Regions from separate parts of the Homo sapiens genome. Here region 2 is linked to region 1. The links are chromatin loops, found by intact Hi-C in ENCODE. Cell type or tissue: tibial artery. All regions are shown on one strand. Links, peaks and the distances in the headings refer to the core of each region. The heading gives the core; the rest is flanking DNA.

Region 1 (11,287 bases), core at 2,975-7,974:
GTAATCTCACATGCCTTATAACACTTGTTCTGCATATCTCTACCTCTTTATCTTGTTTTCTGCCTTTAATTGGGATTTTTTAATGTACATATCTCATGTATTCAGTCATCCTCATGTCCTGACAGTGTCTTACACAATGATTTATACACATAGGTACAAAGTAAATAAGACACATTGTCAAGCTTTCTTTAGATGTAAGTATTTTCAAAATTATTTTTAAAATGACTTTCAAAGGCTTTAAACATAGACTATCAAAAAATCATTGACATTTTCTGATACATTTCTAAGTTCAAAGTTATTTGGGGAGTATCTTTTTTTTAAAAAAACAGACAGATGAGGCAACCATATATTTTATATCTTACATTACCACCTACATAGATCTTTTGAGCATTATATTAAATTATCCTAGTATATTGGAGGCTACTGAGTGGAATCATTTGCAAAGGCATCTGTGCAGTTAAAATGTTGATAAGCCAGAGTGGTTTACTAGACTCAGGTTTGATCAGGCAGGAGTAGAAATGAATTGGAATGGGGGGAATCTCAAGGGTGAGGGTGGAGGGGCAAGCAGGATAGGAAAAGGAACAGGCAGAAGGGTGGTCACCAAAGTAAGAAAGGGGAGGAGAAGACAGGGGGCAGTGGCTGAGCCAGGATGGAGCTGGAGGCTTGCTAGAAGGGGGTGATTGTTGCCAGAAGCTCTTGAACAAGGTGACATTAAAAGTTAATTTTTTTTTTTTTTTGAGCTTTTTGTCTATCTCCAGGAAAGGGAATGTCACTTCATTCCGTGTTGAACAGGGATTGTCCTGGAGGCTGTTAAATTTCTTCAGCCATTAGGATCAGCACCCCTTGATCCAAATTGTCAGATACGAGGTGGAGTTGGGGGCAAGGGGCTCTAGTTATTGAAGGTTTGTGGCTAATGTTGTATTGATGTTTTCATAGTAAAATAAACCATAGTCAAATGAAATATTTCAGGCAGTTAACTTACATGTTAGTGGTTAATCAAACATTTTTTGCTAACTTAAAAGCTAATTAGAAGACTCTTTTATCTTCATTCTTAATTTAAAAAAAAAATTCTGAACTATACTAACCTACTTTCCTTCCTTATTAAATATAAGGTTTTTTAAAAAATAATTTGAGTGTTTGTGATGCTTTAAGGTCATTGTTGAAAACTTGAATAATCATTTAAAAGCATAATAAAACCATCAAATGGATAGTTTTAGGCTGAATATATAACTGATACAAAATTATTTTTAATCAACACTCGTATCTTTTGTTTCTGTGATTGACTTGTTTTTAAGAATTGGAATGCAGAATAAACAGCTGCTAAGTAGGAGAATCTGAATTCTGGTTAATTGAAATTTTAAAGCACACAGCCAGAGAACAGAAATATTTTGTTGTTATATAGGCTCATTTATGGGAAGCCTTAATAACTAGATCAAGCAAATATTGTTATTCTGAACAACCTATTGGGAACACAGAAATTGATTCTTTATATAGAATGCTCTGTTGGAATAAGAGCTTCTCTGACTATACTCGTACAGATATTTATTGAATATTCACTCTGTGCAGGGAGGGTTCTGTGCTAGGCAGTTCAGGGACACAAAATTGAATTAGGCATGAGAAAGAGAGGACCTGCTCTGAAGGACCTTTAGAGTATAAGAGAAGAGATAAAATGCAAACACAAGCCTGTGGTACACATTCTGTATGGTTATTTAAGTAGTTTAGGGGTATTTTCAAGTCAAGAACAGACTACTTATGTATAAGTAAGCACAGTCTATATTGTGCCAAACTATTTTTTAAAATACTTAAATTTAAATTACTTTTCAAAGGATCCAAATCATAGGTATTAATATTGACATTGTCTTGCATAGATTAAAACGTATCATGTTGTTAAATAATTATACATATCTAAGATATTTTTATTTTTTTTTGAGACGGAGTCACGTGTCTAAGATATTTTATTTTTATTTATTTTTTTTTTTTTGAGACGGAGTCACATATCTAAGATACTTTATTTTTATTTATTTATTTTATTTATTTTTTTTTTTTGAGACGGAGTCACCAGGCTGGAGTGCAGTGGCGCGATCTCAACTCACTGCAACCTCCACCTCCCAGGTTCAAGCGATTCTCCTGCCTCAGCCTCCTGAGTAGCTGGGATTACAGGCACGGGCCACCACGCATGGCTAATTTTGTATTTTTAGTAGAGACTGGGTTTCACCATGTTAGTCAGGCTGGTCTCGAACTACTGACCTCGAGATCCGCCCACCTCTTGGCCTCCCAAAGTGCTGGGATTACAGGCATGAGCTACCATGCCTGGCCAGATATTTTAACATGAAATATATATAAAATAGAAAATCAAAACAAGACCTCATCTAAGATCATTTAAGCTCAGGGGATTTTCCTCTACCCACTTTCCTCTACCCAGTGTTGTGTTTTCTGTGGCACTGTTTACCAGTTAACAGGCCACTGAAACTCAGGATATTCTAATGCACATTCAGGACATAAATTGCATTAGTTGGGCAGTACTTGGATAAAACTAGGATGCTCCATGGTGTCTTACTAGATATCATAGGGGTAACATCATTTTGCTTATCATTTCATCAACACGTTTGTTAGAAAAGAGCCCATGATGATCTTACTTTTCTAGCTTACTTATATCACCTAACAGTTTTTGAAGTGCACTTAAGTGCCATTTGTTTTCGAAAAATAAAAAAGACATTAAACCACACCATAAGCCATAAGTACTAATAAAGGTTGATAGTTGGGTAAACTTATTGGGGAAACTCTAATTATTGCACGGTGCTCATGTGGGACTTTAATAAAGTACATTAAGAGTATAGGCCTGAACTGAAAATTTTCATTGAGAAGTTCATGAGAATAAAATAAAATCATAGGTGATTCTTTCCAACATCATTAAATATACCTTATTCTAAAAAAAAAAAAAAAAAAAAAAAGCATACATAGAAATCACATTCATACTTCATCTTGGGGTTTTCATCACATTATTTAACCTCTTTTCTTGATGTCCTTTAGGTGCATCCATTCTTGGTTGACAATGACATTTGCATAAAGCAGCCTGTTGGCTGCTGTCCTGTGAAGTCAACAGATATTCTAATTTTCCCTCATAGACTTATTGTTGACATATCTGGCTTTCCTCTTTCTAATTCAGGATATTATCTTTGGGTCTGTTTACTTGTGGAGGAGTTCAGTGCCATCTTTATTAAATTTTTATTGGCTCATTTGAGATTTAATATTGCCTTCCTGGGTTTCCATGCTGAGATTTATGAGGCAATAATTGACACCTTAATGATTGTGTTATTTTTTCTTTTAGAGTACGTGATAAATTCAGAGTATCTATGCTTATATAGCACCTTCCATTTATGGAGCTTTATGAGAAAAAAAAACAGCTCTCAGATTTTTATTTTTCTCTTTCATGCTTTCATCTGCCATCCTATGAGAGAGGGTCAGAAAGAACTGTAAAGAAATTTGCTCACCATTTTTCTTAGTAATTTGTAACTGCCACCCAGAATAAGAACTGTACACTGCAAGATACAGATGGAGAGAGACTCTTATGTAAAATATTCTCCTGTACAGGCTTTTCCAAATGTAATGCCCTCTTTTACTAAATCATTCATTTGGTATTTAGTCTTGTCTGTATAATACATTAATCTTTCCTAGGATATGACCTGGCTTCTCAACTATTTTATAAACTCTTTGAAAACCTAAAATTATTCTGTGGACATTCTGTGCATGAAACATGTTTGATAAAAAAAAATGTTTGATGCAATTGTCAATATAGTTTCACAAGTTTGAGGCACTGAAAGGTCACACAAAAGAACAGCAGCCTCTAAAATAGGACAGGGTTCTTTGAGCTCAAGACCATATGGCCTCTTTTGATGATTCAATCTTGGAATAAAATTTTTTTTATTTATGTATCTTTATGATAAATGAATTCTATAGAGCTTGAGAGGGCCAGAAAAGCTCCAGGTTCATGTCTGTGTGGGTCGTTTTCTCTGTGAATTAGATTTCATTTTATCTTCAATTGAATGTTTCTTAGAGTTTTCTATTGGTTGTAATATTTTTAGTAAGAGATAAAACACACTATTAGGTTTATTTTACAAAACCCAGACTTCAGAAACTGACACACACTGTTAATAGCACCTGTTTTTTGCCTCTGGGAAATGTCTGTTTTCATGAATAATATCTGCTTGCAGTAAACAGTGGCTCTGATGTCAGTATGGGATGCCCAGGGCTGATTCATCTTTCTCAGTTTGACATAATGCAAAGTGACTGACTGGTCCCTGTACTGCAGATGAGGAAAGCCTCTCAGATCTTCTTCTCTTCTCACTCCTAAAGGAATCAAGCCATGGCCCCTCTCAGCTCCTGGTGGTCTCCATTTTGCCTGAATTACGAGCAGGTGATTTGTCTCATCTTTGCAGGACACAGAGCAAATTAACATGAAAATATCGCTTCCCAGAAAACAAGGCAGGCTTGAATGCCCTGTCGCTGCTGGTCATTAGCCATCTGCCACCGACACTCATACTCTGTTTATCACATTTGAAATTCAGAGCAGATGTTGCATAATAAGGTGATCCCAAAAACAAGGCAAGAAATTCAAAGAACAAATACTCTACCATAATGATAAAGATCTTGGAAGGAAATTTTTTTCAATCTAATATCATAGCTGCACTAATTGAATAGACCATGTTTTTAAAAACACACACACATCTCTCCTGGTATTTGATGCAAACTACTTTTCATAGTAACAGGAAATAATTTTAAAAAGAAAGTACATTTGTGAAAGACACCTGAGAGGACTGTTCAATAAAGTCTCTTTAAAGAAGCAAAGTCGAATGTTGGAATAACATAGTTCTGGTTTAAAAGACCTCATAGATCAGTGATGCCATCTTTTACTGTAAGATGGGCCTTAACCTACAGCAATTTGACTTAAAATAGTTCACTCCTCACAGTATAGTAGATCTTTCAAGGCTTTTAACTTGCGAACGTGGTTTCCCAGTTTATTTTCTTTTTGGCACTCAAGACCCTGTGTTTTCTATATCCTTTGTTTTCACTGTTTACCCCTCTACAAACTCCCACCACCGCTATCAGCCTCCCACCTTCAGCATCCCTTGTCTCTCCAGAACTCTGCCCCAGCTTACCCTGGCCTTAGGCTCTCTCCAACCTGAGTCCCAAGATTCTTTCATTTTTAGTTCTTCTGCCCTTCTCCATTAATGTAGCTTTTTACAGTATTGGTTATTATAATGTTTTACCTAGTTGATTTATGCACATTGTAGACCCTTATTATGCCTTATTCAAAGTATATCACTTATAGTATATTAACTATGGTGTTTAGAGACATTCTGTTTTTTTTAAAAAACAGGCATCCAAACTTTTACCAGGAATGTGACCTATATTCTGTGGAAGACGAGCTTTTAATATAGTCTTTTGACTCCAAAGAAATATTTTCTCCACAGAAACCACAACTTTACTGCCCCTCCCCACTCTGCACCCCTCTGCCCCCACACATACTGAGAGTTTTGAAATTTGGGGTTTTTTTTTAAAGACTATACTGCTAAGCAAAAATTAAGCAGCCAGCCTGAGAGTAGACAGGGGGATAAATCAAAGCAGTGCCAGCAGCTGACCACTGAGTGGAATAGGAGAGATGATTTGAAGGATGGAAGAATAGTGAGTCAATACTGAGTATATTCCAAATTCAGGGGGAAATGTAGAGTGAGTGAGCTCTAACAACTGTGGGAGTTTATACTACTAAAGTCAGAAGCCCAGATCTAAAGTGTAGAGAGAAATAAAATCTTCAGTGTAACCTTTCTAATTAGTAAGATTTCAGTGTAATCTTACTAATAATTTCCATTTGTTTCCCTCTGCTCCAATCAGGAACATACATATTGTGCTTTCAAGTATCTTTCATTCCAAGGGAAAACTCAGTAACTCAAGCAACTTCTTAAAGGAGAACATTTTTATGCAGTCTAGATTCTGAAGACTCTCAGAAATAAATCCTTTTGCAAATTCCTAACCCTTATAGTAGCTGAAAATATCAGAAGAGAAAGAGGACAGAATTATGCATGTGTATGTATCCTAACAAAAAATATAACAGCTATTTAGTAGGTTTTTTAAAATCTCCAATCCTATAAAAAGCTACATTAATGTAAAAGAGCAGCAGAACTAAAAATGAAAGAATCTTGGGACTTAGGTTGGAGACAGCCTAAAGCCAGGGACTAAAAGGAAGCTGGGGCAGAGCTATGCAGAGCCAAGGGAACCTTTGGTGGGGTACAGGGGGTTGATAGTGGTGGTAGGGGGATAGGAAATATGGGTTTAAGAAAAGCTAGTTTCTTTCTAAAGGTACTGTAAGACTGACTCACTAAATAAATAATGACTCACTAAATAGGCAAATGACACTTAGATTCAGCTAATAACAGATAAGTTAGAATCTCTTTAGAAAATGCTTCCTCACCCTAGGCATTGAATCTGTTTACAAAGTCCATTAAAACTTGCAGGTAGTATATACCCGTTTATATCACCATGGCAACAGATAGCAGAGTGCTCTTCTGCGTAGAAGGAAGGCTATTTCTCATCTAAATTTAGCCTGTGCTAAACTCCTTGGTTGCAGTCTCTTTTTTTGGCTCTTCTTCCTCTAAACATGGGAACATCCAAGGCTTCACTGTCAGCCTTCTTCTTTTCCTTGGCTACACTTTCTAATCAAGTGATGTCATTTAGTCCAGAATCTTCAAATACCTATTCTCCAGCCTGACGTCTCCCACATGCTCTTGGTACAGATAGTCAGCTAACCATGTAAAACATTGACCGAGAATCCTCTGCCAAACTCAAGCCTTCCCTATCTGCCAGTTGTTTGAGCCCCAAGTTTAGGCATAATTCTTGATTTTTTGCTTTCCTTCACAGTCTTCATCCAATCCATCAGTAAGTGCTTTTGGTGTTATCCCCAAAAGATATCCCCAATCTGACTACTTCTCAATATCTTCATTGCTATAGTTCTAGTTTAACCCATCAACCAGCTTCCTAACTCAACACACCACTTCTGCTCCTGCCCCTTTATGGACCATCCTCTGTATAACAACCAGAGGGACCTTATTAAAGCAGAAATAAAATTATCTAACTTCCCTACTGAAAACTTAGCTCCAGTGGTTTCTCATGACCTGTAGAATAAAATCAGAAGTCCTACATGATCTAGTGCTCCCCACCCCCTGCCTTTCTGATCTGCCTCCACTCTTCCTTGGGCCCACGGTTCTCCAGCCACAGTGGCCTTCTTTCTGTTCCTCCAGCTTGCTTCTAGCTCGGCATTTGTCCGTGCTGATTTTTCATCTGTTTGGAATGCTCCACACCCTCTAGCTCATGTCATGTCTTCATCATTCCTTCTCTGACCCTCTCAGCTACAACTCCACATCTAGTTATAGTTTATCACATTACACCACATTATCCTATTTTATCTTCTTCTTCATAGCACTTAGCTGAAATTATCTCATTTATTTTTTATGTTTGTTTTTTAATCTTTCCCAACTAGATGAGACTTTAAGTCAAGACTCTAGTCCATTGCACTAGCTCCAGGGCCAGCATACTGCCTGGAACATAGGGGATCCTCAGTAAACATGTGTTTGTAACTGTACTAGGTGTTTATCTTCTAATTAACTCAGAAATGTATGCATCAATACCACCATTGTACAAGCCAGGAAATGGTACTTTTTCAAGGATAAAATTTTTAAATATTTATATTACAGAAAAATAAGCTGAAGGTATGTTGTATCTTGGCACATTCACTTTGCACTTGCGCATTCAGTTCTCTGTGGTGGGCCGGGATTCTGGGATTATCTGTGTTGTAGCTAAGAATATAGCTTGGTTTAGAAATAGTCTAAAACCAATAACTGATCCTACCAAAACTATAAGATATATTCTCCTTAAAATAGTACTAATTCCAAAAATACTAACTGAATTCCAGAAATTGTTCTTCCCCGGGGTGGGACGCTTAAATATGTTTTATACCAAGGATGGAGAACTAAGCTCAGTGAAGAGACGGATGGATGTCATGAATTTTAGACCCTATTCTCGTATCTCAGGAGTATATATCTAAAAAATAATTTTGTAGTGATACATGTTTTTCATTTTAAAATTACTTTCCCTATATCCCAATTGTATGCTGTCTTCCCCATTCCCATCACGAGAACTAGAAGCTTCAAAGGAATAAGTTATTTTTTTAAATCTTTGAAGTACTATACTATATTTATTCATTTGGATTTTATCATTCTTACCCAGAAATTTCAGATGCCCATATATATTAAGTTGAAAAAAAGGACCATTCTACTAGAGCAATTGCCAACAATTTGCAATATTGTCATTACAAAATTTTAAATCAGTGAAAGGCATACAAAGTAGGTATCCATCAGTTATCTGAGATAGTATCTTATTCCTCATTCCTAAGCAAGGTGGAAAAAATTAAACAATCGTTTCATTGCAGTTAAGTAAGTAATTACTGGTTCTAGTAAGTAATTGTTGAATGAATATGTGGTTTCACAAAAAGTTGTATAATGAAGCCTTGCAAACCCCATAGTGCCAGTTATGAGAATCTGGTGTCTTCAGTATGTAGAATAATGTTGTAGTTACTGTCATTCTGTTCTTCCTCTTCCTCATCATCACCCTCTAGAAGCAAAATTGTCCTGAAAGATTGATTCTTACGGTAAATCAAGTGAGGAGGAGAGGTTGGCCTGAATATGGATTCATATATTTAATTAAGGACTTAGCATCTGGGCACTGTGACACTTGGAGTTTAGGGAGTAAAAGAGAATTCCTTGAATGTCAGAAATGACAAAGTGGGCTGGGCGCAGTGGTGCACACCTGTTATCCCAACACTCTAGGAGACCAAGGAGGACGCATCACTTGAGCCCAGGAATTCAACAATATGGCAAAACATGGAGAAACCCTGTCTTGACAAAAAATACAAAAATTAGCCAGGTGTTGTGGTGCATACCTATAGTCCCAGCTGCTCAGGAGACTGAGGTGGGAGGATTGCTTGGGCCTGGGAGATTCAGGTTGCAGCGAACCATGATCACACCCCTGCACAGCAGCCTGGGTGACAGAGCACAAGACCTTGCCTCAAAAAAAAAAAAAAAGACAAATAAACCTTGGCTACTACCATGTAATGGTTAGATTAATTAGGATGCCTGGAAAATGGACTAAACCCAACAGGTTTTTTTTTTAAACCCAACAGATTTTGCAAAAATGAGTAACTATCTAATAAAGGGTTGATAAAGGCTTTGTAAACACTATGCTTTGTTTCTCCAAGTGTGGTCAGTGAATCAACCACCTGGGGTGCTCACTTAAAATGACAATCCTGCCCTAACTGATTCCTCATTGTCAAACATAGTCTCAGGAGGGAGTTTCTAATAAGTACCCTCTGGTGACACCAGACACTGCAGCTTAAGACATACTCCCAACCCCCGCAGTATGTCATATGACACAAGTGGGAAATGGAAAACATCTCCCTTACATTCTGAGATGACTCAGACATCTGGAATATTTGCTTGCCTGTGCATTGGTAACCCCAGCCAATCAGTAGGTTTAGGCAATCTAAGCCCAGGTGAAGTCAGGTGTGGTGCTTTACTAACGTCATTGATATGTAGGAAATTTGTTTAAAGGCACTGAAGTTTTATTCCTTAAAATGTTCTATTGAAAAATACTTACTCATTAATAGGAGATATAAATTAAAGAGATGCTTAGGAATAGGAGAATTCCAACTAAAAATTTTTAAGCCACACAAAAATCTTTCCTTTAAAAAAGTGTTCATCACTCATTCATGATTTGACCTTTGAAAGTTGCTATTTGTTTCATATACACTAATGATTTAACAGTTCTCTAGGGTCTTAAATTAGTAAACCATTACCAGACTTGCAAGTGTAATGGGTCAGAATTCCTACTCCTGTTTTATTGGTAAGGAACCAAAACTATATTAAATTTAAATATATCATAGTCATAGGTTTTTAGTGCTGACACCAATGTGGCTAAACCTAGTACTCTGAGGCTCATATATTGAAAGCCATGAGTACTCAGAATCTAATTTTCTTCTAATTGTCATTCTAGGCCTTTAGCAAATTTAAGCTAGCAGTTTTGCTGATTTTTATATTACCAGTGTTCACTGTTGTCACTGGCCATACTTGTTAATTTTTTATTTCTTGGCCAAAACCAAAGAAAATATTTATCATTCTACTGTAGTATAGTCATACCACTTTTAGATTAGAATGTTAAACCAAATGTAGCAAAGATTGGGGACTGCAAGGCATAAAATAATGTTTAGGAACTGCAACATTAAAAGATAAGTTTACTATTAAGCAATCAGATTTAGATCAATCTGGAAATAGCTATCCTCAATTTAAGATGTTCTAGGCCGGGCGCGGTGGCTCACGCCTGTAATCCCAGCACTTTGGGAGATTGAGGTGGGTGGATCACAAGGTCAAGAGTTCAAGACCAGCTTGGCCAGTATGGTGAAACCTCGTCTCTACTAAAAATACAAAAAAAAAATTAGCTGGGCATGGTGGCACATGCCTGTAATCTCAGCTGCTTGGGAGGCCGAGGCAGGAGAATTGCTTGAATCCGGGAGGCAGAGGTTGCAGTGAGCCGAGATTGTGCCACTGCGCTACAGCCTGGGTGACAGAGCGAGATTCCATCTCAAAAAAAAAAAAAAAGGTGTTCTATGAATACGGTTAGTATGGAATAAACACTTGTTAAAATTTTAATTTCACTAATATATCATATGTTAATATTTAAGTCTGGAACTGAGAAATTCACCATTACTCATAGCTGAAGACTTGAAATGTTTGTTGAGACTAAGATGGTATAAAAGCTATGAGTGAGGGCCCTGCTTCCCTCTGCTTCCTTCCTCTACCAAAATATATTCCGGGTCGGGAGGATGGGGTTCAAGAATAGGGAAGAAATAGGTTGGTGATCACAGGAAGAGAATTGGTTGAATGAGTCACAAAAAAGAAGGAGAGATTTATTTACCATAAATAAACCAAAAAGAAAGTGCTTTTTTAAAAAGCATGTGATTATGCTGAGTGTAAGTGCCTGAAACATTACATTGCTAATTCTTGTCCCCCCCATTATGATTATTACTCTGATCATAGCAATTGATCTTGTAAACCTCAAGTCCTTTAATATTTCAACCAGAAACTAAAGATGAGTTGACTTATATCTTTAGTACAAAACTATGTAAATTGAAATAAACACCACAGAAGGACATAAATATCAGTTAAGTTTTGTCTTTGACATCATC
Region 2 (11,287 bases), core at 3,577-8,576, 50 kb before region 1:
TTTAAGCCCATGAAACTTAATCAGTGGCTATTTAACTTCTAGCTGATTAGATGAGAACTGATGCCACTTGGTTCTCAGCTAAAGTTTTGTGAAGGGAAGAAGTCTGTTTCACAGACATTACTACTCAAGTATTGACTGACTCAAAGTGATGGAACTGATTTCAAGGAGAGCTGTATGAATGTGACTGACTCGGTGGTACCAATCCAATCCTAGAAAAACTAGACTTTTGAGATGAGTCAAGAGAAACATCTTTGTTTAGGAAAGATGGTATAGGTTTGGTTTTTTTTTTTTTCACTTTAGTTGATAAAAGTAAGAGGTGAATCCATCATTAGGCAAATAGAAAATGGTCTGGAGTTGTATTTATGTATCTGAAAGGACAACATGCTCATTAAAAGAAGGGAAGACGGTGGTAGAAGATAAGCTAAGTTAAGGTAGCAATGAGAGAGAAAATAGAAAAAACAGTAAGAGAACTTGGGATAGTGAGTAGATCTGAAGTTTCTTGATAAACTTCAAACTCTGAAACCTGGTGATCTGAAAGTAGATGAAAATTCTGCCATATTTAGAAAACCCTCAAACCAGTGCTTATGGAACGAGTAAACTCAGATTATCATTCTTACAATTCTGCAAAAATAAAATGGCATTGCTGTCTGCTTTTTCTTGGGCACCTTATTTTAATCATTTTTGCATTGCCCCGTGTGCCTAGCACTCAATTACCTGTTGAATAGTTGTATGAATTAATGTTGAATGTCAGCTTCCCATTAGAATATAGGCTCCCTGAGGGCAAAAATTTTTGTTTTGCTCACGCATTATCTCCAGCATCCAGAACAGTTCCTAGTAAATATCAATTGAGTAAATGACTGAGTGAATAAATAGTTAAGCCATGACTCAAGATTACTGTTTTCACAGCAACTTTATTGACAGTAAAAATGTAAATTAACACTACAATTTATTAGATATTTTATTTTTCTATTCACTCAGTATTGCATTTAAAACTCTTCAAAATTATGTAGTCTCTAATAGGTAGTAAATTGGATTCTGACCTGGGAATTAGGAGTTATTTAATAATGTAATGATTGGCAAGTAGATTGGACAATGAGATATACCCTTTCTAAGCTAATTCATCCACTACTGTTTTCATTAAATTACGAACATAATTTTATGCCAATAATATTGATATTTTAGTGATATTTTAAATCATCATATCAGTTTTTGCAGATTGAATTTACATGTTTTGATGGAAGTTTGTGAACATGGTTTAAGATTCTCTGGGCTGTGACTGCTCATTTTTGTTTTACTGTAAAATTAGTTATATTAAAATATGACTTCTAAAGAGTCATATTTTATATTTCCCTAAAGAGCCTTATATTAATGGCCATAGCTGTCCTTACAAGTAGGGATGTCCATGTAATATGTATGTCATATTAAAATATTGACATGCATTCCCCTAAAGAGCCTTGTATAAATGGCTATCACTGCCTTTATAAGCAGTGAAGCCCAAGTGGCCAGTCCCATTATGAACCTTGTCCCATTACTTCTGTTTGGGGCTACCATTCCAAGCACCTTCCTCCTCTGCTTAGAACAGCTGATTGTGATCACGTAATGGGTTGTGACATCACTGATAATACTAATATATTATTACATAGCAATAAACTAATTATATATATAACATAATTTATACAATATATATAGTAATGAAAGAATTAAGGAAAAGAAAGGGAAAGAAGGAATGAAGAGAGGGAGTGAGTAATAGAATAGAAAAGAAAAAAAATTGTGGTGTTCCCAGTCAGTTGTCAGATATGTTTCAAGGAAGTTGTTAATAAAGTAGAGTACCAAAGTTTGCAGGTGAGGAGAGTTATTTGCAGTTTTTTGTTTAAAATAATTACATTTTTCTATTAAAGCAATTTTTCTGGTTAATATTGCTTGTAGTAAATTACTCCAACATGTAGGGGCTTAAAACAACCATTATCTTATATTCATGAATTTAGCAGGTGGGGAATTCAGACAGAGCACAGTGAGAATGGCATATCTCTGTTCCAAGATGTCTGGGACATTAGCTGGAAATTACTCAAAAACTGGTAGTTTGATTATTCTAGGCGTCTTCACTTTCAAGCCTGGTGGTTCATGCAAGTTGGTTGGCGAAGGCTGGGATCTGAACTCAGGTTTTTGAGCAGAGCACCTACACTGACCTACACCAGGTGGCCTGGGCTTCCCTTTCAGCATCAAAGCTTCAGAATAGTTGAATGTACATGTTGGCTCATGGCTTTAAAAGTTGGTGTCCCTGAGAACAAGCAGTGTTAATTATGCCACGTTTTGTTGTTTATATTTGAGTTCAAAGCCCCAGAGATTCAAGAGGTAGAGACATACACCACCTCTTAATGGAAGGAATGTTAAAGAATTTCCACCCCCCCACCCCCAGCTTTTTTGTAATCATGACATTAATACTAATACTAAATAGTATGAAAGGGCTTATGATAAAAAGGCAAAGCTCCTGCCCCAGTTCTCAGATACAGCTATTCCTATTCCCAGTACTCAGATACAGCTTCTTTTCACTGTCTGTTTTTGGTGCTTCTGTTTATGGTCTCCATAAATTTAGATAATATGCTGTTGCTCTAGTTCTTGATATTTAAACTTCAGTAATATCTATTGACTTTCTACTCTGAAAAATGAGGACTTACCTTGTTAATATTACTGTGTATTTCCTTCGCTTTCTGTGAGATAGGGATATTTTTATTTCATATAATAATTTTAAATAATATCCCTAAACTTCAATTTTTCATACTTTCACTTTGGGCAGTATCTCTTGATTCTCCATTTAGTAAGAGGAGAATATTTTATCCCCGTAACCTTTCTTCCACTTATGTTCTCCCTTTAACATCACAATTTCTATCAGCTACTTTGCTAAAATTGTTTATTTGCATTCTGTTCCGTACTGCAACAGAGGCTTCCCTGCTTTTCTAAAGGTTGACCCTTGCAAGTTGAACACTGGTAAACAGTGCTTACATTCTTCTGACTATATAGAGAGAGTTCAGTGCTAGGCCAAATATTCAGCCCTTATGTTTCCTTCTCTCCAGGTTCAACATTATAACCCTATGAAGCTGATGGAGTCCTTCTTTTGTAAAAACAGACATCTGGATTCTCTTTCCTTATTCTGCATCACTTGTTTAAAATATGCCCTATTTTCGTGTACTTTTTATTCAGGCCATGACTTTCTTGTATCATTTTGTTTTTCCTGGAGTTTCTAATTGCCTTTTTATTTTTTCTTGCCATGTTTGCCTTTATCACAATCTGTGTTCTCCAGAAATACTATGTGTCTACATATGGTGGGTTTCCCGCCACCATTTAATTTGCTGGGCATTCTGTGGAATCTTTCTAAGTGCAGATTTGCTTCGTTTTATTTTTTTTAATGGCTGCTTCTTCATCATTTGTTCTATTCTCTTTACAAGGTTCTTCTGTTAGTCAGATATTTGATCTTGCAGTTGGGATCTCTGTGTCTCTTCTTTTAATCTTTTTTCTAATTCATCTCTTTTCTCTGGTTTTTGCTTTGTATTCTAAAGAAACTTCTATATTATTTTCCAAATGTCTACTGAATTTACTCTCAGTAATTAATATTTTTAACTTCAAAACATCATTTTTTGTTCTCCACTTGTTGGTTTTTAAAGCATCCTCCTCTGGTTTTCTGTAATATTTCTTTGAATTACTGTGAATTTTTTTAAAGTCCTCCACATTATCTCTGTTTCTGTCAGTGTTTAGTTTTTTTGGTTAACTTTTTTGTTTTTCCTGTGGCTGAATTTTTTAAATGCCTGGTGATCTTTGAATATCCTTTGGCTTTTTTAAAGTCAAAACGAGCTAAAGGTATAATTTTTATACAGTAAAATACACCCATTTTAAGTGTGTGCTTTTTATGAGTTTCGACAAATTTATTCACCTACTAACCACCACCACAATCAATATCTAAAATACTCGCATTATCCCACAGGGCCCTTTGCAGTGAATCTCCTCCCTCTACCAGGACCCCTGCCAACCTAATCTTCTTTCTGTCATTATAGATTTGTCCTTTCTAGAGTTTCATATACACAGTATCAAAGAGTATTATGTTCTATTATATCTGGCTTTCATTGATAGTGTTTTTGAGATTCATTTATGTTGTTGACTGTTTGAGTAGTTCATTTTCCATTATATGGATTTACCACAATTTGTTTATTCATTCACCTGCTGATGATCATTTCTGTTGTTTCCAGTTTAGGGCTGTTATAAATAAGGCTGTTGTGAATATTTGTGTACAGGTCTTTGTATTGATATGACATATGCTTCATTTGTATGGTAAATACCTACAGGTAGATTGCTGACTGGTATGGCAATTGTGTATTTAATTTTTAAGAAATTGTCAAACTTCTCCAAACTGGTTGTTCCATTTCCAGTGCTAGTGTATAAAGGTTCCATTTGATTTGCACCCTCCTGAACACTTGGGACTGTCAATCTTTTTATTTTTAGTCATTCTATAGTGAGTGTGAACTAATAACACATTGTGATTTTAATTTGCATTTACTTGATGACTAATGTTGTTGAATATCTTTTCATTTGGCTATTGACCATTCTGATACCTTCTGTTGGGAAGTTTCTGTTCAAATTGACCGTTTTTTAAAATTGAGTTATCTTATTGTATTGTAAGAGTTCTTGAGCAGTCTTTTGTCAGCTACATGGATTACAAATATTTTCTTCAGGTCTTTGGCTTACCTTTTCATTTCCTTAATGCTTTATGTCAAACAGAATATTTTAATTTAACCTAAGTCCAATTCATCTTTTTTTTTCTTTGATAGCTTATGCTTTTTTGTATCCTATCTAATAAATATTTGTTTACCTCCAGGGCATATAGGATTTTTCCTATGTTTTCTTCTAGAATTTTATAGTTTTTGCTTTTATTTTAGATTTGTGATGCATTCAAGTCAAGTCTTTGTGTTTGGCTTGAGCTAAGAGTTCAGGTTCATTTTTCCTGTATGGATATCCAGCTATTTCCGCACCATTTATTGAAAATACTTTGCTTTCTTCATTTTGAATTACCTTGGCAGCTTTGCTAAACATTAGTTGAGCATATACATTTGGGCCTGTTTTTAGACTCTTTGTTCTTTTGCATTGATCTATATATCTATCCTTTTGCCAATGTCATACTTTGATTACTATAATGTATAGGTCTTAATCAGGTAGTATACATTTTCCAGCTTTGTTCTTGTTTTTCAAAATTGTTGTTGCTCTTCTTTTGTATTTTCATATAAATTTTAGAGTCAGCTTGTTAGTTAACACAAAAATTCTCCTATTGGGATAGCATTTAATCTCTATTAATTAGGGCGAAGGCATAGATATTGACACTGACTTCTGATCACGAACATGGTGTATCTCTTCATTTATTTAGGTCTTTAATTTCTCTCATCAGAGTTTTGTAGCTTTTAGTGTAATGCCCTTGCTTGCATTTTATTAAATTTATCTCTTTGCATTTAATGTTTTTGGATGTTATTGTAAAAGGCATTGTTTTTTCTTTTTAAGTGTTTGTCATTGAGAGCTATAGTCTTTTTTGTATAGTGACCTTGTGTCTTGTGATCTGAAAAACTCCCTTATTAGTCTGGTAGCTTCTTTGTAAATTTTAGTTTTTTTACATACACAGACACATCATCTGAGAATAGACAGTTGTACTTTCCCCCCTATATATATATATGTCTTTTATTTCTTTTCCTTTCTTTTTTTGCCCTGGCTAGAACCTCTAGAAAAATGTCAAATAAAAGTGGTGAGAGCAGATGTTTTTGGCTTGTTCCCAATAATAAGGAGAAAACTATTCAGACTTTTGCCCTAAAGTATGATGTTAGCTGTAAGTTTTCCTAGGTGTCCTTTATCAGATTGATGAAGTTCCCTTATATTCCTAGTTTGCTTAGAGAGTTTTTCATGATTGGGTACTGAATTTTGTCAGTGTTTTTTCTGAAGAATTGAATTGATTATTTTTTTAAAAACTCTGTTATTGTGCTGTGAATTATACTGATTGAATTTTGAAAGTTAAACCAAGCTCACATTCCTGGGATAAACCCTACTTGGTCATGATGTAGCCTTTTTATATATTGCTAAAATTTTGTTAAGAATATTCATGAATGATATTGGCCTATAATTTTTTTTATAATAACTCTGATTTTTGTTCTGAGGTAATGCTGGCTTCATAAAACGAGTTGAGAAGTGTTTCTTCCTCTTCTATTTTCTGAAAGATTTTGTGTAGGATTGGCATTCTTTCTTTCTTAAACATTTAACAGAATTTACTAATGAAGTCATCTGGGCCTAGCATTTATTTTTGAGTAGGTTATTAACTACAAATTATATTTTCTTAATAGATATGAGACCTTATAGGTTAGATCACCTTTTATAATTTTGTATTTTTCAAGGGATTTGTCTATCCTAGGGTTTTTTTGGGGGGGTGGTAGTTTATTGGTATAGATTCTTTAACTCCTTATCTTTTTTAATGTCTGTAGAATATGTAGTGATGTCCACTCTTTTATTCCTGATATTGGTAATTTGCATTTTCCTCTTTTTATCTTGACATACAGATAGAGTTTTGTCAGTTTTATTGATGATAATCCAGTTTTTTGTTTCATTAATTTTCACTTCTGTTTGTCTGTGGTCTCTTGATACTTATTTTGTTTTTATCTTCTTTTCCTACTTACATTGGGTTTAATTTGTTCTTAGTTTTAGCTTCTTAAAATAGAAGCTTGGATCTTCAAATATATGCATCTTCCCACAAATTTGAATATGTTGTGGCTTAATTTTCATTCAATTTGGGTTATTTTAAGCCATTTTTAGTTATATATTCTTTAATCCATGGATTCTTAAATTTCCAAACATGTAAGGGATTTTTCTAATTTCTTTCTGTCTAATTCTGTTGTGATCAGAGAACAATTCTGTATGATTCTAATACTTTTTAAAGATAGTAACACTTGCTTTGGTCCAACATATAGCTTATCTTGGTACTTGTTCCATTTGATTTTTTATTTATATATTTCCAATTTTCTCCTCACTGTGTCCATGTTTTCCTTTAAGGCCTTGGGCATTTTTGTAGTGTTTATAATAGTTTATTTAATTTCTTTGTCTGCTATTCCATAAGTTCTGTCATTTCTGAGTCTATTTCTATTGACTGATTTTTCTCCTGCTTATGGGTCATGTTCTGTATGGCTGCATGTCTAATAATGTGTTATTGGATGCCAAACATTGTGACTATGACATTGTCAACTGCTGGATTTTGTTCTACTCCTTTAAAGAGAATTGGATTTTGTTCTGGCAGGCAGTAAAGTTATGTGTGGTTCAGTTTTATACTTCCAAGGCTTATTTTTAGTTTGTCTCTTTTGTTGTTGGGGAGAGGATCTAGTGTATGTAGGCTTTGCTTCCAGGCTAGTTTAGCCCTACTAAGACATTACTCTTTTGTAGTCTCTCTTCTTTGGCTGGTAAGGAGTTTGAAACATTTTCTGCCCTCTGTGAGCTCTGGAATCATTCATCTTACAACTCCTTGGTGATCTTTTCTCAGAAGCTGACCTTTCTTGACTTCATGCAGTTCCACATGTGTAGCTTAATATTCAGCCAGGGACTCAATAGACCCCATGTAGATTTCTGGAGCTCTTCTTCAGTATTGTGTCTTCCAAATTTTAGCCACTTTGGCCTCCTTGTCTTCTCAACTCTGATCTCTGCCTACCCAGCTGGGCAAGACTACAGAATTTACAGAACTCTGAGGTTCCTCCTTCCTGTACCTGTGGTCTGGAAATTGCCTCCAAACAGAAAGCTAGGGCAATCTAGGGCTCACCTCATTTGCTTCCCCTCTCTCAGGGATCACAGTCCTCTACTACCTATAGTCCAATATCTGAAAGCAGTTGTTTCATATGTTTATCTAGTTTCTAGTTGTTTCTGGCAGGTAAGAAGTCTGGACCTTCTTGCTCCCTTACTGCCTTGTATGTCCATTAGTTTTTATAAAGACTGGTTAGCTAGTAAGACTATTAAATAGGATCTTTTCCTCCCTGCTGGCTCTCATTTCTGAGTAAAATTTTTGGGAGACTTGTTTGGCATAGGAATCTTGGGATGGGAGTATGCTTCACAGGCTTTACTTTTGGGTGGCTGGAAAAATGGCTGTCAGGATGTGGAAAAACTCTCAAATGTCACAATAAGAAATGGTTTACTCCAAGATCTTAGGTACAGGGATGGCAATAGGAATGCTAACTGGTGCAGTTACCCTATATACAGACATTTAGTTGACTCCCCTGAATGTGGGAAGAAAATGGCTGCCCTTCTTCCTCCCTTTTTCCATTGCACCTGTTGACTCGTAGTCCAGCTTCTGCTTCCTCCACGGTGCCCTCATGGCTTGTTCTAGGGCAGTGGCCTCCCTTCTAGTAAAAATATTTGAGCATGTCACTGATATTCACTGAATTATAAAAATTATGTACATATACAGATATATTATTATATATTTAATAAAAATAATGATTTTGAAATGAAGGGGTACAAAATACCTAAAAATAGAAGATATTTTCTTAATACATCTCCTGATTATATGTTCTTCACTTTGGAGACTACTATCTCTTTGGTGACTTCTTCCATCACCTTATTTCTGTTTATTTTCAGTCACCCAGCAAATTTACTAAATTCTCTCCTTTTTGTGTATGTGGGACGCCCTTTTGTAATTATGGGTTTATTTCTTTTACTGAGAAAGAATGGAGGCAAATATTTGTGATAGGTCCACCATTTTGAACTGGAAGTCTGATTACACTTCTTAAAATAAATTTTTGAATAATCAAAATGTCTTTTTTTTTTTTTTTTTTTTGCAATTCAGTTTGCTTTCCTGGTTGGGAGCAGAAGGGCTGCAGCCCAAGAATTGCTTATTACCTGCGGGAAGTTTTTGTTATGCAGCAGTTCTTAAATTTGGGTAATGTCAAAGGGCATGTGAACCAAGGAAGTTGTCTGCTAATTTCACCAGAAGCAAAAAAGTTTAAGAACAGCTGCTCTGGAGAAATATTGGGATCACATGAGATATACTTTTCCCCTATTTATTCCACATTCCTTAATTTAGAGGACAGTATAACCATCTGGAGAGGATCCATAATTGAAGAAAGAACATTGTTTCATTCTTCTGTTGCTGATTGCACCTGGCTATATAAATTCATTGTCATCTTCTAGGTTTTCATACTGTTGATATACCATCCCTGAAACCAACAGCTGATATAAATTGTAACATAGAAAAGCTAATTTGACATCATATTGGGAATGTTAGCCAATTGATTTTTCTTAAGGGAAACAAACTGAAAAAATAAGCCCACTATGAATTAATTCTTTGCAGGAAATTCCCATGTCTGATTATTTAAAAGAATAAATTCTGCATGCAAATGAATCATTACAAGCTTAATTGAAGCTTGCGGGATACTCAAGTTTACTCACTGTGGTGTGTTTTTGATGGAGACAGGAAGTGAAAAAGCAAGGTCTATGAGACTTTTTTTTCCTATGAAGTCTCAGCCAGTCTTTTAATGTTTCTCATTGAGAAACTTTGGTTGGGAGGGTAAATGACTCAAGGTATCTATTGCTGCTTAGCCGTTTTTAAGGGGGCATTTCCCCCCATGTTCCTCCCCTCCCCAAAATAGCTAATTATGTACTGGAAGTTTCAATACATTGTTCACAGTTTGTGAAGTCAGCATATTTCTGGAAGCTCACTGTGAATGTAATTCTTAACTGTACAAATGCTTTTGTTTCTCCATCTCTGCAGCTAGCTCTGTACTGTAAGGACACAATTCTATCGCTATTTTTTCCCTCACATTTGATGTGGTAGTTTGCATACAGCTGCAGAGTAGACAGTTACCTTTGAAAGGAACATTTGGCTGCTCTAATTTGATTAAAGAAAACCACCTCAATCATTTCTAGACTGAGAACGTTTTCATTTTAACTTGGCAGTAGGAGTTGGGAATGTACTCATTGCACTTAGATATGTGGGGGACCAGTTAGGGAACAAAACCAACTGCTTGAATGAAGAAAGCTTTGGTGCATTTTTTTTTTAAAAGCAAGCAGTATGATTCCCTTTCTGTTTCCCTCTCAAATTCTCTACAACCTTGATTTTCACCTCCATCTTCTTTTCACGGTTATTTACTTTGTAATTCCAGTAAACGAATTCTGGCAGGAATAGACTGCTACCCTAAAGTGATTTGTGATTTAAAGGACTTCAGGGTCCTTAAAAATTATCCCATTTTACATAGAAATAAAATCCCAAATCATGAATTACTATGAATTGCATATATTTTCTTGGCCACTGTTGAGAAAGGCAAAAAAAGTTGTTAGATCATGGGTGTACAGACCAAGGCTGGGAATTTAGTTGTAACTTACTTAGAAGAAAATTGCTCCTTGTCAGAAGGCTGCAGTCAACTCACATATATGCCCTTTGTTTCTGACATAGAAGAGGGTCTGATCACCAAATTAGTATGACAATTAAAAATAAATTCTGGTGATTGTGAATTGGCATCAACTTTATATATGTTTTTAGAAATGATTGAGCAGTGGTTAATGTCTGTACGGTAAACCATGAACAAACTTTTGAACCACAGCTCAGTAATTCAATATATGATATCCTTGTGAAAGGTACTGTGCTGTCATCTTAAAAAGTTTGAGTGTGGGCCAGGCACAGTGGCTCATGTGTGTAATCCCAGCACCTTGGGAGGCTGAGGTGGGAGGATTGCTTGAGGCCAGGAATTTGAGACCAGCCTGGGCAACGTAGTGAGACCTCATTTCTACAAAAAATATTTCCTAAAATTTAGCCAGGTATAGTGGCACTCACCTCTGGTCCCGGCTACTCTGGAGGCTGAGGTGGGAAGATCAAGGCTTGAGCCTAGGAGTTTGAGGCTGCAGTGAGCCATGATCACACCACTTGACCCCAACCTGGGAGACAGAGCAAGACCCTGTCTCAAAAAAAAAAAAAATTGAATGAGAAAATTTAAATTAAAAGTCTGAAGCTACACATGGGCCTCAGAAATAACAAACACTATTACTTATTGATTATTGGATATTATTGATTACCTAAGAGAGGAGGTCAAATGTGGGTTCACATTCCAGTTCTGCCACATGACTATGTGTCTTAACCCCATTATGCTTCCTACCTCTAAGCTTCAATGTCTTCATTTGTAAAATTAGGACACATATTAAGTGATGTCTCTGAAGTTAGGTACCTTTTAAGTGTTTTGTTTTGTTTTGTTTTGTTTTTTTGAGTTGGAGTCTCACTCTGTTGCTCAGGCCAGAGTGC

Evidence for each region. Peaks named below come from ENCODE experiments on the same cell type or tissue, not always from the same donor. Only the 100,000 strongest peaks of a DNase experiment are listed, where the experiment ranks them.
Region 2: it touches region 1 in a loop (4-fold over the local background); 6 of 110 quality-filtered maps call a loop at or near these places.

The regions. Positions count from the first base shown.
Region 1 is chr7:92,761,984-92,773,270 of GRCh38, reverse strand. All of the region lies in intron 3 of CDK6 (cyclin dependent kinase 6), which reads left to right. Among named protein-coding and RNA genes, the nearest start is that of CDK6-AS1, 69 kb to the left of the region's middle. RefSeq lists enhancers at 4,191-4,730, 8,532-9,159. In tibial artery, for the core only: no CTCF peak of the experiment used is centred there; no DNase peak of the experiment used is centred there; H3K27ac peaks cover 3,052 bases.
Region 2 is chr7:92,812,102-92,823,388 of GRCh38, reverse strand. All of the region lies in intron 2 of CDK6 (cyclin dependent kinase 6), which reads left to right. Among named protein-coding and RNA genes, the nearest start is that of CDK6-AS1, 19 kb to the left of the region's middle. In tibial artery, for the core only: no CTCF peak of the experiment used is centred there; no DNase peak of the experiment used is centred there.